2 separate regions of the Homo sapiens genome follow, and region 2 is linked to region 1. A link is a loop called in an ENCODE intact Hi-C map of the cell type or tissue named here. Cell type or tissue: gastrocnemius medialis. All regions are shown on one strand.

What was found. Hi-C counts contacts between places; a loop is a spot of excess contacts. Peaks named below come from ENCODE experiments on the same cell type or tissue, not always from the same donor. Only the 100,000 strongest peaks of a DNase experiment are listed, where the experiment ranks them.
Region 2: it touches region 1 in a loop (9-fold over the local background); 3 of 110 quality-filtered maps call a loop at or near these places.

What each region holds. Positions count from the first base shown.
Region 1 is chr6:156,775,427-156,777,926 of GRCh38, forward strand. It overlaps ARID1B (AT-rich interaction domain 1B), which reads left to right and starts at 1,952. Exons shown (of 20, transcript NM_001374828.1): 1 at 1,952-2,500. The coding sequence starts at 2,255. It overlaps LOC115308161 (a long non-coding RNA gene), which reads right to left. Exons shown (of 2, transcript NR_163974.1): 2 at 934-2,005. RefSeq lists silencers at 1,676-2,025, 2,046-2,285, 2,436-2,500. In gastrocnemius medialis, CTCF peaks have their summits at 1,144 and 1,350; DNase peaks (open chromatin) are centred at 1,165, 1,481 and 1,915; H3K4me3 peaks cover 1,499 bases; H3K27ac peaks cover 2,399 bases.
Region 2 is chr6:157,234,540-157,237,039 of GRCh38, forward strand. No RefSeq gene overlaps it. Among named protein-coding and RNA genes, the nearest start is that of TMEM242, 88 kb to the right of the region's middle. In gastrocnemius medialis, CTCF peaks have their summits at 1,137 and 1,336; DNase peaks (open chromatin) are centred at 520 and 1,142; H3K4me3 peaks cover 1,662 bases; H3K27ac peaks cover 625 bases; H3K27me3 peaks cover 1,480 bases.

The DNA.
Region 1 (2,500 bases):
AAAGGGCCATAGCTGAACTTGGTGACTCATTTTCCCTTTTAGGATTAGTTGTGAAAATAAGCCACAACATATGGCTACACTTGTATGAACTGACTTTGATATATTTTATCAATTTGAAAAAATGCACTTTTAGGATGATGTGTACATACTTAGTTTGACTATGTCTAAAAGCATAAATATGTAATTGATTTTAGAATATATGTATATACACACAAAACAGACATATATTTATATTTGCATATGAAAAACTAAAAATTCAACTTCTGTGGTGTAATGCGTATAATTAGTATGTATTTGAATATATAAAGGGAGAAAATCCAGGAAAAAATGTCAAAAAGGCACACTAACAAAGATGTAGTATTCTCTTGGCAAAAACTGATGAATGATTTGGCACGAATTCATCTTATGGTTCTGTTATTCTCTCTAACACACGATGATATATCCCGTTTTCCAGTTGTTTGCGTAGAATTGCAATTTGTTGTTTCTACACTCTATAATGACCCTTGGGTGTGCACCTGATTCCCTCCCCCCGACCCCAATTAGTCACCAGTTTTCCCATCAATCCTTTTCTATTTAGTCATGTAACATATTTACACTTGGTCAAACAAATAACCACTGCTGCAGTGGAAATGAACTAAAATAGTTTTTATGGAAAGCTGAAGAATGAAATAATTTTGGAAAACTATACTCTACCAAAACCGTAAGTATTGTTTCTGCCAGGTTTTAAATGCTTTCTCTCAATGAAAACTGAGTCCACACTAGTACAAGTGGGTCATTGCCTAAGGTTAAGAAGTCTTGCTTTTTAAAATGTTACTAGGGGACAATGCACATATTGAAAACATTAATAACAATGCAAATATTAAAAACATTATAAAATGTTAATAGACACCAATTTTTAAGAGAACAAAGTATGGAACATTTCTACATTAGGACTAGAGTTGACTGTTTTATATTATTATTGAAGTTATATTTATTAAATATAATGTCTATAATATTTTAGTTTCGTTCCACATCTCTTTGAAATGAATGTATATCGAGAGGGTTAACTGTGCACACGAAGCTCTGAAACATGATGAAAGGTGTCATATAGATTTATGAAGATACGAGCTAACCCATAGCTGTCGCTGTTCTGGCACCAAGAGTTAAATGTTCATGTGAAAGTTGGCGCAGAAAACACCACTGTACATACTCCACAGAGGACATCCAAGTGCATGTAAGAAAAATGCTCCTTTGGGAATACGTGGACATATTCCTTTGGAAATACACTGACAAACCTACATACGTGTTTAAGGTGCCTTCAAAAAGAGTTATGTAAACATTCTCTTTGGGGCGGGTGCAGTCAGTCATAAGCATTTATTGAGTACCTACTGGGTACAGGCCATAGGGCTCTCTGACCGGGGCTAACCTTCATTTCAAATCTTTCCTAATTTTGCAGTTGGAAGAAGTTGTGGGAATTACGCCGATGGCCCGAAATCAAGGCAGAGGCGAACGTTCTGAAAATTACATAACTCCTGGGAGAGACCGTGCTTTTGCAGATTGCCTAAATATTTTCTTTCTCCGTCGGCTCCTTGTAACCTCTGAGGCCAATAGACAACTTTGTTTCCCAGCCCTTCTCCCTCTTTTGTCTGCTCGTCAGACTCGTTTTCCACCTTTGTATCGTTCCTTTTAGACGTGAAAACAAACATGCGAACGCCCGGTTGGCAAGGAGACAGCGGCCCGGGGGGAAAGTGCAGGTTCCGGCCGCCCCACGCCGCCGCGCTCCGAGCGGCCGCCGAGCCGCCCCGGCCCCGGCCCCGGCCCCAGCCTTAGCCCAAGCCCGGCTGGGTCCCGCGAGGCTGCGCCGGGGCGGGCGGCGGCGGCCCGGGGACGAGTCCAGTCCGCGTTTTGCGAGTGCGCGGGAGTAATGCGAGCGAAGTGGATAATAGTTGCTCGAGCTCGCCCGCTGCCTCTCAAGCCATGCTGGGCCCGATAGGCTCAGCTAGTCGTGTATTTACCCATATCCGGGCTAGAGAGGAAAAGAGAAAAGTTTCATTTAAACCTGAACTAAAAACTTTCACCATGAAAGCACACAGCAGGAGCAGGCCCAGAGCGTAAGGCGTGCCCGGCCCGGCGCTCCGGCGGGGCCTGCGGAGGGGGAGGGGGTCGCGGCTTCCCGGCGGGCCGCGTGGATGCGCACAGGAGGGGCCGCGGCCTGAAAAGTGGGGGTTATTGTCTCCCCCCGCCCCCCGCCCGGCCTCGCCACGCCGCGGCGATCATGGCCGCGCGGGCAGCAGCGGCGGCGGCGGCGGCGGCGGCGCGGGCGCGGGCGCGGGCAGGCAGCGGCGAACGGCGGGCGCCCCCCGGGCCGCGGCCGGCGCCCGGAGCCCGGGACCTGGAGGCGGGGGCGCGCGGCGCGGCGGCGGCGGCGGCGGCACCGGGACCCATGCTGGGGGGCGGCGGCGACGGCGGCGGCGGCCTGAACAGTGTGCACCACCACCCCCTGCTCCCCCGTCACGAACTC
Region 2 (2,500 bases), 460 kb after region 1:
CAGGCGTGAGCCACGTGCCCAGCCGGCCACTGGGTATTTTTAAGAACCAAGGAGAGAGGAGGTTTTGAATGGCAGAAGATTAGAAGACTAGACCCAGCTGCTGAAACAAAGGCCAGGTGGTGGGGCCCTCCAGTAGGGACCCCCAAACCACTGGCTGGTTCTCACCATTAGGTGCTTTCACTGGCCTCTGCCTTTGCATGCACTGTTCCTGGCCTGAAACACCCTTCACCTCACTCTTGGCCTTCAACGCTTAACCTTCATTGAACACCATGTGGATTTGAGTGACATTCCAAGATTTGGAGCAGATTGAATTTGGTGTTGAGAGGAGCAAGAGAGAGAAAGACGTCAAAATAAGTCAAATGTGTTCCTACTGGTGTATTGCAACTTGTAGTGATGCAGGAAGTGGGGAAATTGGAAAGGAGGGAGTTTGTGGGGGAGGAGATGCTCTCCTTCTTTGAGCAGGGTGGATTTCTCCGGCCAGTGACACAGTCATTGAGGACAGCCAAAGTCATCAAGAAAAGACACAGTGAGAACTCAGCCTTGGGGGTGGTGACCTGGGAGTCCCTGGGTTGCTAGTTAGTGGTCAGAACTGGGCCTGATGGACAAACTCAGGCAAGGTAGGGGTTAGGTGGGGACCAAAGCAGGCCAGGCTGATGGTGGAGTGCGCAGGGCCAGGCACCCTCCCTGGAGGCATCAGCCTGGGCTTGCTTTACTACTCTGGAAGGGAACCCAAGCCCCAGGACGCTAAATCTTATGCCAATGTTCAAATATAACCATTTCTTTCTTTTTTTTTTTTTTTTTTTTGAGACGGAGTCTCTCTTTGGAGTGCAGTGGCGCCATCTTGGCCCCCTGAAACCTCCGACTCCCTGGTCCAAGCGATTCTCCTGCTTCAGCCTCCCGCGTAGCTGGGATTACAGGCATGCGCCACCGTGGCCAGCTAATTTTTGTATTTTCACTAGAGACAGGGTTTCACCATGTTGACCAGGATGGTCTCGATCTGCTGACCTTGTGATCCGCCCGCCTCGGTCTCCCAAAGTGTTGTTGGGATTACAGGCATGAGCCACCACGCCGGACCAAATATAACCATTTCTAAAAGCATTCCTCAGCGCTTGGAACTTGCGAGCTGATGGCTTTTGGTGGAGCCCAGGAGGGGCGCTGTGGGGCACAGACGTGTGCGGGGCCGGCAGCTGCGGAGAGAGCAGCGCACCCCAGCCTTCAATTCCCCGCCGAAGATGGGACTCTGCCCAGAGCCGAGGCCCCTGGCTGCTGCCCCGCTCCCTTGCGGCCGCAGTGACACTCAGAGCCAGATTCCTCAGACAATCTTCACTCCTCCGTGGTGGCTGCCTTGGGAGGCGTTGCGGGGTGAAGGAAGTCGCAGCTGGTCCCAAGCAGTGGGGAGGGCAGGACAGGGAGTAAGACACCGCCTTCCTGGGGTGCACACGGAGGAGGGGCGCTGCCCAGGAGCGGAGGGGAGGGGAGCGGAGCGCGGAGAGGAGACCGGTGCCAGACTTCACCCGCCTAGCTCTCGGAACCCCCGGGGGCCGCGCTCGGCTCCGCCTGGGGGCTACCGGTTCTGGGCCAGGAGAAGAAGTGGCATCCGCGGGGCAGGGCGGGCGGTGACGGCCGGCTCAGGTGGCGGCCCCACCCCAGCGCCCTTCAGCAGGCCTGGGTCGGTCGGCCTCGGACCCCGTAGGCGCCGGCGGAGCTGGCGGCAGGGACCCGACAGCTCTGCCGCGGACTCCGCAGGGGACATCCCCCACCCTGGCGGCCCACCCAGGCGGAGCGCGGCGGGGACCGTGCATCTAGCGCGCCCTGGTGACCTGCGGGCCGAGGCGGGCTGTGGGGCTTGGCCCCGCGACTCAGCCTTCCGGGCCCACAGCGGCCCTGACCCGGGAAGTGCGGAGGTTTGGCCGCCTTCAACAGCACCTGCCAGGCCACTGGGAGCAGCGGGGGAGAAGTGGGCTCGCACACCGACGGCCTCCCGGGTTCGGCGGGGACGACCCGAGCTAGGAGCCCGCGGGGGCCGTGGGAGCTGCTCCGCCGAGGTGGACCCGGGGCGCCCGCACCCCTCACCTTCTTTCCGTGGGGTCCGGGGCCAGGGACGCAGCGGGGGACGGCGGGCATCAGCCGGGCAGCGCCCGAGCCGTCCCTGGCCGGGTCCCCACACCTGCGTGCTCGGGCATCCCCAGGGTCGGGGGCGCGGTGAATCGTGGTCCCCGCAGCCCGGGGCCCGCCAGGCCCGCGGAGTCAGCCCACCCTGGCGAGGGGCCCAGGCACCCGCATTTAACCAGTCCCGACCTCGGCACGTGGCGGCGCCGGTGTCGCAGACTCGGGCCCACTTCTGGGAGCTTTGGTGCGAGGGGGAAAGTGCCCCTGCGGACGGGCTCGGGTGCCCGGTGCTGCCCCGCCGCCATCCCCGGCACGCAGAGGTGGAGAATGCCAGGCAGCCTGCCGTCCTAATTGGAAGTGGATGTTAAAGAGGAGAAATTCAGTTTTGTCA